Regions from separate parts of the Homo sapiens genome. Here region 1 is linked to region 2. A link is a contact called in ENCODE Hi-C or POLR2A ChIA-PET data. All regions are on one chromosome and are shown on one strand. The core of a region is the stretch at or near the end of the contact, and the rest is flanking DNA. Distances in the headings are between cores, read along the strand shown. Region 1 holds the start of CT47C1 (cancer/testis antigen family 47 member C1). Region 2 holds the start of PGRMC1 (progesterone receptor membrane component 1).

Region 1 (5,490 bases), core at 2,070-4,569, 160 kb before region 2:
ACTTTTAAGGATGCTTGTGACTGCATTGGGCCTATCTGACTAATCCAGAATAATCTCCCTATCCTAAAGTCAACTGATTAGCAACACTAACTCCATCTGCAACCTTAATTCCCCTCTGCCAGGTAACCTAACAGACCCACAGGGTTCTGGGGATTAGGACATGGGCATCTTTGGGGAGGCCAGCATTCTGCCTGTGATAATAGCAACACATAATGGATGGAATTTAAACTGGGTAAGTAGGCAAATGAAGAAGATGGTAGGAAGGTAGAGTGAAAAAGTGGCTAGGTCAGCAGATTGGGGAAATAATCTGATGGGATTGAAACATTGTAGCAGTAGAGAAGAAATTTTCTAAATGGTGCCATTTCTGGTAATGGAAAAGGCTAGTGTAGGACCATGGGGGTAAGTATCTGATGTAAGTTTGTAGAAAAGATCAGATGAGGAGGTCACGGAAGTGGAATTCCAGGTCATGGGATAAGTCATCCCTGTGGATGTTAAAGTCACGAAGAATGATGAACAAACTTCAGTGTAGGAAAGAAGACTGATGATGCAAGAAAGGCATAAACCCCACAAGCTAGATAAGCCTGTAAGTGAAAAGGAGCCTGTGGTGGTGCAGACTTGCCCAGAATCAGAAGGATGGAGCCCTGACATGCAACTCCACTCCCAGGGGCTGAGCTCAAAGTTACAGAGTCTGTGCAATGACCCCCTTGGGATGTGGAAGTCAAAGTCAAATCCCAAGAGAGACCAGCATTCCAGACTGTCCCTCGCCCCTCCCGTGGCTTCCATGAGAAGCAGGAAGTGCTGGGCTTGAGGACCGTGGGCTCTACCTGGCCTGGAAGGAGATGGCACTCCTGTGCCAGAGTAGGCACAAAGTAGGCACCCGCAGCCTACTCTGGCTGTGACACAGTAGACTAGGAGGCAAGCAAGGGACCAAGTCACTCCCTGTATGTCAAGGGTGGGGGAAGGGTCTCCCATGAGGGGTGAGATCCCTCATTGTCCCCAGCCTCACAGCAGAATCACACTAGGTTGCAAGAGCAGAAATCTCACAAGAGGCCAGGGAGACGATCCCAAGAGAGAAAGGAAGAGGGGATAGCAAGGCCCTTTGCAGACAGTCAAGCCCTAGGCAGATAGAAGAGAAAAACACCATTCATGGTGATAGTGATTCCAAAGCCGTTTGATTCATTTAGCAAACATTTATCAAACACCGACCTGGTGCAGAGCCCTGTGGCAGGCACCGTGGGTGTTAACAAACTTGAGACAGGCCTGGACATTCACCCTAAAGGGCCTGTGCTTTCTTGGAGGAGCTAAACCATGTCCACACATACCACTGTCATTAAGGATAGTGTCTGGTGAGGGTGGTGGGGTACAGATATAGAAAAGTAGGCTGCCTGGAGGCGGTGAGTTTTGAGCCAGGCTGTAAAGGAGATCTTTGGGCTGGTCTTCCAGGGGTGTTCCCTGTCATCCCAACATTAAGTGGAAACCTCTGAGGGTTGTTGTGGCTTTAGGTCTCTCCCACTGGCCCACCTTGACCTTGATGGTGGGTCTGCAAATGGAAAGGACTTGGCCACTTCTGTTGACTGACAGAGGGAGGTGGGGTGGGGAAAGAGAGCACCTTTCCCTAAGAAAATCTGAAATCCTGGGTTGTGCCAACTACCTGGCTTGGCAAAGATCAGATGTCATGGGTGGGATAGCTGGAGATAAAGGAAAGGTAGCAACTACACACCAGAGATAAGGGAATGTGACATCCTGGATGGGTCTACATCTGCAGACAACAGGCTCAGGCAGATAACCAAGGCTATGGAGATTGTTCCACGGACTTCTGGCTCACATACTTGCCATGAAGAGAGCCCCAATGCGGGAGCTAGGAGGACACTCTCCCTCAGTTTCACTTCAGGTAGTTTCACTTCACTTATTGAAAGCACATCTGCTCAGCTTTTTCCTTTCTCTTCTGTTTGCTGGTGCTAACTAGTTTCCCCTCCCAGGGACTTGAAAACAACTGGTAAGATAGCTTACTGCCACTGCAACAGAACCATCTCCTCCAGGATCTGCCTCACTCCTTGACAACAACTTGCTCCATAACAAGCCCAGTGCCCAGTTCTATCTCCCTGCAGAAAGAAGCAGCTACTGCTGTGTACTTTTTGCCCTAGAGACTACAAGATTGACAGCAGTCATCACATTGTGTTTCACACTCACTGATAAGTGGACAAGGCAACTAAAGAGGAAATGATTTAGTATAAACTGGAGTCTCTGCAAATATAGGAACGTTGACACTCTATGCAGCTGGGAAAGCTCAGCTTCCAGAGGTCTTAGCTAACCTCCACCCCAAAGAGGGGCACAGGAACGATGGGGGAAGAGGCACTAGGATGTAAACCATGAGCAGTCTGTCATCTTTGGATTTCATCAGTCAAACAAGCAAGAGGTACAAATGACAGTTGTAAGGAGGCATGGCATTGGTACATGTAACGCACTCAATAAATTTGGTAAATGAATAAATAAATGGTTTAATGAATAAGGTTGATCATTTTAGGTAGGAGGTGAAGAAGATCAGAGGGCACTGACCAGGCAAATACAGAAAATAATGGTGGTACAGGCTGGGCGCAGTGGCTCACGCCTGTAATCCCAGCACTTTGGGAGGCCGAGGCGGGCGGATCACGAGGTCAGGAGATTGAGACCAACCTGGCTAACACAGTGAAACCCCATCTCTACTAAAAATACAAAAAAATTAGCCGGGCATGGTGGCGGGCGCCTGTAGTCCCAGCTACTCAAGAGGCTGAGGCAGGAGAATGGTGTGAACCCGGGAGGTGGAGCTTGCAATGAGCCGAGATCATGCCACTGCACTCCAGCCTGGGCGACAAAGTGAGACTCTGTCTCAAAAAAAACAAAATGGTGGTACAAAGAGGAGTATGTGTCCTATGGAAGGCAGGAAACCTACTTAGTGATAGTAATTACATAATAGTCTTGATATTGCTTCTGGACCTTGCAGAACCTAAAATGTTTCGTCTCTGCCCTTTACAGAAGAAGTTTCCCCAATCCAGGGTGCCTCCACATTGGATCACTATAGTGCTGCTAATAATCGTAAAATTAAAAGGACAGGACTTGTGTGGACCTAAAGGCTAGCCCTGGACACTAAGGCCTCAAAGAAAAGATAGAGTTCTGGATTCTGAGTTGTCCTAGAGCTTAAGGGCCTTGATATTCATTGGATGCAGAGCATGTCAATCTGATGTTTTCAGCAAATGAGCTTAGAGCTCACTGAGAGCCCCTCCTTGACCCTTCCTGTCCCGCCCCCTGTCACTTACCAACCCGAATCTTTCCCGCCTTGTCTAAGTCCTCTCAGGCCAACCTCAGCGGGAGGCTCCTGGGATCGGCTCCCTGCCCTTCCCACCTTAGGGTGTCCTCAGAGACAGACTTTTATTCCCTCAGTAAGGAGACAGACTCTTATTCTCTCAGCAGCCCAGCCCCTCACCTCCCCTCAGCCACAGCCACATCAGTGGCCACCGTCTTCACCGTTGTCACCTCAGCCTAGTCGCCACTCCAGTTGAGGCACTGACTGGCGTCATGTCTGCCACAGGGGATCAAGACCTGATCCAAGAGGACCAGGAGGCTCCAGTGAACCAGGAGGGAGCGCAGGCCGAGGCCGTAGGTGACCGGGAGGGCGGTGACTCTGGCCCCGACAGTGGCAACACTGTGGCCGGAGTCGCAGGGCCCATGAGAGGCCTCGGGGAGGAGGAGGGTGAGCAGGCGGCAGGCTTGGCCGCAGCCCCCGGGGGTGGGAACGCCGAGGAAGACTCAGAGATCAGGATAGTAGTGGAGATGGTGGAGGAGGAGGAGGATGAGGAGGAGGAAGAGGAGGAGGAGGAGGAAGAGAGGAACGAGGCGGACAACTTCGACTTGGTCGCGGCCGCCCGTCGCTACCCCATAAGAGGCTTTCGCATGGAGTTTCTGGACATGGTCCACTCCCTTCTCCTCCGCATCTATCACAACGACCACATCCTGATCAGGATGCGTGGCGGCCGCCTGATGCGGAGGCGCCGCACTGCGGCGCCCAGTGGCTCAGAAGAGCCCCGGCTGTTGCTGGTGCATGAGAGGCTGGGCGTGGGGGCCGCGGGTCCTGAGGGCGAGGGCCTGGGCCTGCTCCAGGAGGCCGCGTTGGTCCCAGAGCCTGAGGTGCCAGCAGACCTGGCCGAGATGGCCAGGGAGCCTGCAGAAGAGCCCGCAGAGGAGGCCTCAGAGAAGCCCACAGAGGAGGCCGCAGAAGAGCCCGCAGAGGAGGCCTCAGAGAAGCCCACAGAGGAGGCCGCAGAGGAGGAGCTCGCAGAGGAGGCCGCAGAGGAACCGGCCAAAGAGGAACCGGCTGCAGAGGAGGAGTCCGCAGAGGAACCGGCCACAGAGGAGGCTGCTGCCCCTGAGGGTGAGGAACAGGCTATCTGCAGTGGCGGGGAGACAGGGACCCGTGCACCCAAGGGTTCCAGGCAGGGCCGCGGTGTGCGCACAGCTGGTGAAGCAGGTGGTGAAGTGGGGGTCGGGCCTCGGGTGGTGAAGTGGGGGTCAGGGCCCTCCTGAAACTTAAGGCCAAATGTGTACCAATGAGTCGAAGCCCAATTCTCTAACGACATCTATGATTTTTGAGAAAACATGCCGCCCTCTACCAACCTGTGTTTGATAGAAGATCTGAGATCATCAATGCCATTTGGGGGGCCCACAGATGAATGGCCAGGTAGATAGGGGTTCAGGAGGGAGCTCGGCAGGAAACAAGGGACAACGGAAAGAAAAGAACAGGCAAATGGCAGGCATCCTTTTTTGTTCATGGCTTTTCAAAGTGTAAAGATTCTTAGAAAGTTGATCCCCAAATGATGAAGTGATACAGGGGCCCTTGGTAAAAATGAAACATTCAGGGGGGTGAGGAACCAATGAGCTTCACCATAGAATTTGTCTTTTGAGGCAACAAATATTTTCCCAGCAAAGTTCTGATCAAAACACTTAGAATGAGATCAGACACCATGATTCTGATCTCTTCTCCAAAGAACTAGAAATAATCGGCAGCTTTGGGTGGGAGATTTACTGGAAAAAAGGGAAATAGTGTCACTGTGGAAATGATCAAGCAGCAGCAACGTGAGGGCCATGGCACTGTTGTGAAAACCAGTAGGAAGGTGCCCAGCTATTCCTTTCTTAGTTAAGTCTATCCTCCTGCTTCTCCTGAGGGTGGAGTACTGGGTGCCGCTGCTGGTTATAAATTGGGCTATATTTTCTGTGAATGTCTGGTCCCAACATCTGTATTATTCTTCGCTAAAGAAGTCACTAAATATCAGCATGAAAAGTGGGATGAAGAGGCCCAAGATGCTGCAGGCAAGGAAGAGAAAGAAGAGAAAGAGAAGGATGCTGAAAACAAGGTGAAGAACTCCAAAGGGACCTAGACGCAGCAGAGGGGAAGCTGAGAAAATCCAGGTATCGGTGTATAGCTTTGAGAATCACTCAACTATTCCTGGCATTTACCTG
Region 2 (4,822 bases), core at 390-2,889:
CCACTGGCATGCTCTCTTTTGTGAACTACCTGTTCCTATTTTTTCCCATTTATTGACTAGAATCTTATACATTTTCTTATCAATCCAAATGATCTCTCAAATAAATATTAACCCTTTGTCATATTAGTTGCAAATGAAAATATTTTATAAGTTTATTAGCTTTCTAAATTTTCTTGGCCATACATGTTAAAAGAGATAGATTCTAACTATAGACAAGTGCCCTCAGTTTGAGCCTGTTTCTCCATGATTAAATTGAAGAGTTTTGACAAAAGATTTGGAGGGGCTGTTTCAGCTAATCCCAAATTTAGCTCTGAGAAAAATGCCTGGGCCCGATACAAAGATTGTTTGGCTCATTGCACTTTATAATGATTTAAGAAGATGTGGGGGGCAGGGATGGAAGCAGTTTTTGCCAGAAATTTTTAGAATTCTGAGGTAGGAAGCCAATCTTTACTCAAGTCTCTTGCGTGTTGGGAGGAGGAGTAAGTTATGTGCAAGCCAACAGAACACTTGGTGGAAAAGTACTGCTCTGGGCTGCAGATGTGTGCACGGCTTGGTTTTAATTATTTGTTTCCCTCTCTATCCTTTCTTCTCCTCCCCTCCCCCCGCCACCAGAAAAAGGGCCAGATTAGGACGAGGCAACCCCTTCCTCCGTGGAGGTCTGCTTCTGTGCAGCCTGTTAGCACATCAAAGGCCGGATGAAATACCTAGGAAAGGAAGGGACCAGGCCTAGGATCCTTCCAAACTCCCGCCTTTGTCTGGGCTCCAGCTCAGGGTTATTGTGACTGCCAAGGGTAGCCTGACAGACTCCAAATAGAAGAACGCTGCCAAACAAAGAAACTTTCACATTATTCTGAGGGGGGAAAAAAGAGCAACAAGAGAACGTTGCTTGTTAATGCCTGGTGACTGAGCAAATCAGTAATTGCAAAAGGGTTTTTCGGAGAACAAACCCAAAGTTAACTGGGCGATCAGATTCGTTTCCCCAGATAATAGGGAGAGTTGTGCACTGACTTTAGCAATCCCGGGGGTGTCGGTCCCACAGCATCTGGGGGAGAATTGGGGAAGGGCCATCAAGGAGAGCGAATGGGGGTTCCCAAGGTGAAAATGAGTCGTGTAGGGCTCTAACATAGAAAATGGAGTTCGAAGAATGAGTTTCCTGTCTCCTAAGACAGCTTGGAGGGCCCGGGAACGGCAGGGGGAAGATGAGGGGCTTCAGAATGGGAGGCAGGGAAAAGCCTGCAGCAACAGAAAGGGAGTCGGTGTCTGGCGCGCATCAGGTGGCGGAGGGGCGCTCGCACAGAGCCCGGCAATGCCGAGGCCCTCCCAACGGGTCGGTCTGCGAGGAGCAAAAAAGGGGTTCAGAGGAGGGCAGCGCGTGCGTCGCGCTCAGCTATAGGATGGCGCGAGGATGGCGTGAGGCTGGGCTGGGGCCTCCCAGGTAGAACTGAGGGGGGCACCGCGCGGCCGCGGGGGAGCGGCGCCGGACTCTAGAGGCTTTGGAGGGGGCCTGAGGGCTGCGGGGCGGGACCGAGCAGGGCGGGGCGCTTAGGTGGCCTCGGGGGAGGCGGGGCTTGGAGGCTCCGCCCCTCAGGCCCCGCCTCCTCCCCGGCTAGTCTTTGGCCGCCGCCGAACCCCGCGCGCCACTCGCTCGCTCAGAGGGAGGAGAAAGTGGCGAGTTCCGGATCCCTGCCTAGCGCGGCCCAACCTTTACTCCAGAGATCATGGCTGCCGAGGATGTGGTGGCGACTGGCGCCGACCCAAGCGATCTGGAGAGCGGCGGGCTGCTGCATGAGATTTTCACGTCGCCGCTCAACCTGCTGCTGCTTGGCCTCTGCATCTTCCTGCTCTACAAGATCGTGCGCGGGGACCAGCCGGCGGCCAGCGGCGACAGCGACGACGACGAGCCGCCCCCTCTGCCCCGCCTCAAGCGGCGCGACTTCACCCCCGCCGAGCTGCGGCGCTTCGACGGCGTCCAGGACCCGCGCATACTCATGGCCATCAACGGCAAGGTGTTCGATGTGACCAAAGGCCGCAAATTCTACGGGCCCGGTACGCGGCCGGCGAGGGGGGCTTGGAGACAAAAGAAGGGGGCCCCGGCACGGGGCTGGGCGGGAGAGAGGCGAGGCGGGAGCGGGGCGCCCCTGAGTGGAGGGAGGAATGGCGGCGAGCTAGGGTAGGCGGGTAGGCGGGCAGGCGGAGAGCCGGGAGGCTCCCGGGGCGGGCAGGGAACAAGAGGCGCTCTAGAGGGGCTGCGGGCCAGTCAGGGACGCGGATCCCCGGCCCGCGCTGACAGCGCTGGGAGGGGGTTAGAGAAAGAAGGCTGAGGCGCTTAAGCCGGGGGTGGGTGGGACCACGAAGCTCGAAGGCGTTGAGGGGGGACACATCAAAGCCCAGGCTGTTGGGGTAGTTTTCGAAGGTCCTGGGCTTGGGGATTCCTGGAAGGAGGAGGGGGTAGTGTCGGGTTCTAGGAAGGAAATGAGGGTGTTCCGAGGGAGGCATGGGGGAGGGCGAGAGTGAGAAAAGGTCCAGACCTAGAGAAGACGGGAAGGCCAATGACACCGGGAGTAGGTTTGAAATATGAGGGTGTGGGAGAAAACGCCGAGACGGGATTAGCAGCAGGTAAAAGCTTTGTGCCCGGTGGATAGTGATGTGTGTGTGCACTCGTGGTGTGTGCATGCGCGGTGTGTGCGTGTTTAGTGTATGTGATTTATCAGGGGTGTGTGTGTGTGGTGTGTGCATGCGCGCTTGAAATGGGTCATGCGTCAGGTATGTGTGTGGCATGTGTTTGGTCTGTGTGCGCTTGTGCTGTGTGTGGCAGATGGGGAAAGGCTGGAAGGTGAACAAGGAGGAAGGGGGCTGTTTGAGGGAGGAATAAAGGCTGAATATGGTGGACAATGGTAACGTGGCAAGCTTTTAAGGTAATATGGTATTTAGTCTATAGCAGGAGAGAAAGGATTAGAAGCCAAGAAAAATTAAAATGGAGGGAGGGAGAAGTGGGAGGATACCAAGAAACAAAAGGAGTAGAGCTAAGAAGACTGCTGGGTGGGGGGATATCAGGAAAAGCCAACCAGAGGGAAATGAAGAATGGATGACTGCTGCACTGCTGAGCTGTTGGAGAAGGCAGGCCTGATGGGTTCCTTAGAGGCGAGGTTTTTGCAAACCTGGTTGCGTATCAGAATCACCTGATGCATCTGAGGAAAAATACAGATTCCCAGTCTAACCGCCAGAGCTGCAAATGAGTCTCGGGTGGTCCGGGAGTCTGTATTTTAATATGCTTCCCAGGCGAATTTGAAAAGCAGCCAGGCTTGCAAAGTCCTGCTTTATAGAATACTTGGAGATGAGGAAGAAGAGGTTTTGGCTCCTCCAATATGGACTCCTCTAAACACAGGGAGCTTAGAGGATGTCCACATGGACGGTGCTCATTCCACACTGGCCTGAGAGAGGGAAGAGTACAGAAGGCAGTACACAAACTCAGGCATTCATTTTAGTCTCCCAGTCCAACTGATCAAAATCAGATGTGTTAAGGTTAAGGAGCTCAGTTTTTTCTTGCAGACATTTATTTATTATAAAAAATAAATTTTATTTATTTTTTAGAGACAGGGTCTCCCTCCTGTGTTGCCCAGGCTGGTCTCGAACTCCTGGGCGCAAGCAGTCCTTCCACCTCCATTTCCCAAAGTGCTGGGATTACAGGCATGAGCCACTGCACCGGGCCTGTGGATATTTTAGAATACCTGCTTTCTATAGGCATGTAACTGTCAAAATCATTTGAAAACCACATACATTATTTGTCACTTAGAGTAGCACACATAGTTGCTTTATCAATAAACATAATCATGTAAATACCTGTTAATATTGAGCTCAATATTAAAGGAGTGAAAACATGTGCATGAGGCATCATCATGACTGTAGTTTGCAGAGTCATTGAGAGGATGTCAGCCTGTGCACAGAGCACAAAACTGGGAGTCAGGCAACCTGCGTTCTAGTCCTGATTGGGTCATGACTAGCTGTGTGACCTTGTGCAAAGCATTGTTCTCTCAGAGCCTTAGTTTTCCCTCTGAAAAGTGATAAAGATGGCCTATTGTGAGATCTCTGTCTCTATCTTGCACTGTCATTCAGTGAGCCCATGACTACGTGACATCTTGGTAGAAAGTGATGCTTCATGTTGTAAAGGATTCCTAAAAATTAGTCATTCTAGTGCCTGTTAATTCTGTGCAAGGCACTGTTGTAGATGTGGGAATATAGCAGTGAGCAAAACAGACACAAATCTCTGCCTATGGAGCTTACGTTCTAGTGAATATATGTTGCACTGAATAATATGTATTTTTAAAAGACTTTTAATGTTCCCACTAGAGAACATTTAATTGTTTAAATGTTTAAATATTCTATGAGGTTTAAATATTCTATGTTTAAATATTCTATGAGGTTTGCTTGGTAAAGACTCACTCTACCAAGCCAATGACCATAATTTCTGAAATGGTAAGGTTCAAACCATTGCATTTGCCTATTCTCAAGCACTAGGTGCTGCCATTTCCACTAGGGGTGTACATTTATGAAAAATGTGGGCTTTTTTTTACCTTCTTTAGTGAATGTGGCAGCATGTAATGATGATTAAAAATAAGCATTTTTCTTTGGAATTTTACTTGCATTTAAAAGTTGTAAAATTTGTAAAAAATTTCTGAGTGTATTGAGGTTTCAGGTGAACAGGCCATATTGAAACTTGATCTATTCTCATACTTGGTTCCCTACAAACATTTTAATGTCAGGGCTGCTATTCAATCTGCCTTGGGGGAAACAACACATTGTTTAAAGTACACTGGATTCTCTT

What was found. Hi-C counts contacts between places; a loop is a spot of excess contacts on that map. ChIA-PET counts read pairs that join two places held with the same protein, here RNA polymerase II (POLR2A). Pooled maps may share reads with other maps.
Region 1: a loop to region 2 is called in a pooled map, with 3 times the contacts of the local background. The contact joins the promoter of CT47C1 here to the promoter of PGRMC1 in region 2. A Hi-C loop is called at or near these places in 1 of 50 pooled maps. POLR2A ChIA-PET finds 5 or more read pairs at or near these places in 3 of 52 experiments (B cell, HepG2 and Panc1).

What each region holds. Positions count from the first base shown.
Region 1 is chrX:119,069,674-119,075,163 of GRCh38, forward strand. It overlaps CT47C1 (cancer/testis antigen family 47 member C1), which reads left to right and starts at 3,320. Exons shown (of 3, transcript NM_001396132.1): 1 at 3,320-4,405; 2 at 5,287-5,439. The coding sequence starts at 3,553. The coding sequence ends at 5,408.
Region 2 is chrX:119,234,646-119,239,467 of GRCh38, forward strand. PGRMC1 (progesterone receptor membrane component 1) reads left to right here and starts at 1,640. Exons shown (of 3, transcript NM_006667.5): 1 at 1,640-2,046. The coding sequence starts at 1,719. It also overlaps the pseudogene NUDT19P6. RefSeq lists silencers at 1,363-1,412, 1,443-1,702, 2,103-2,252.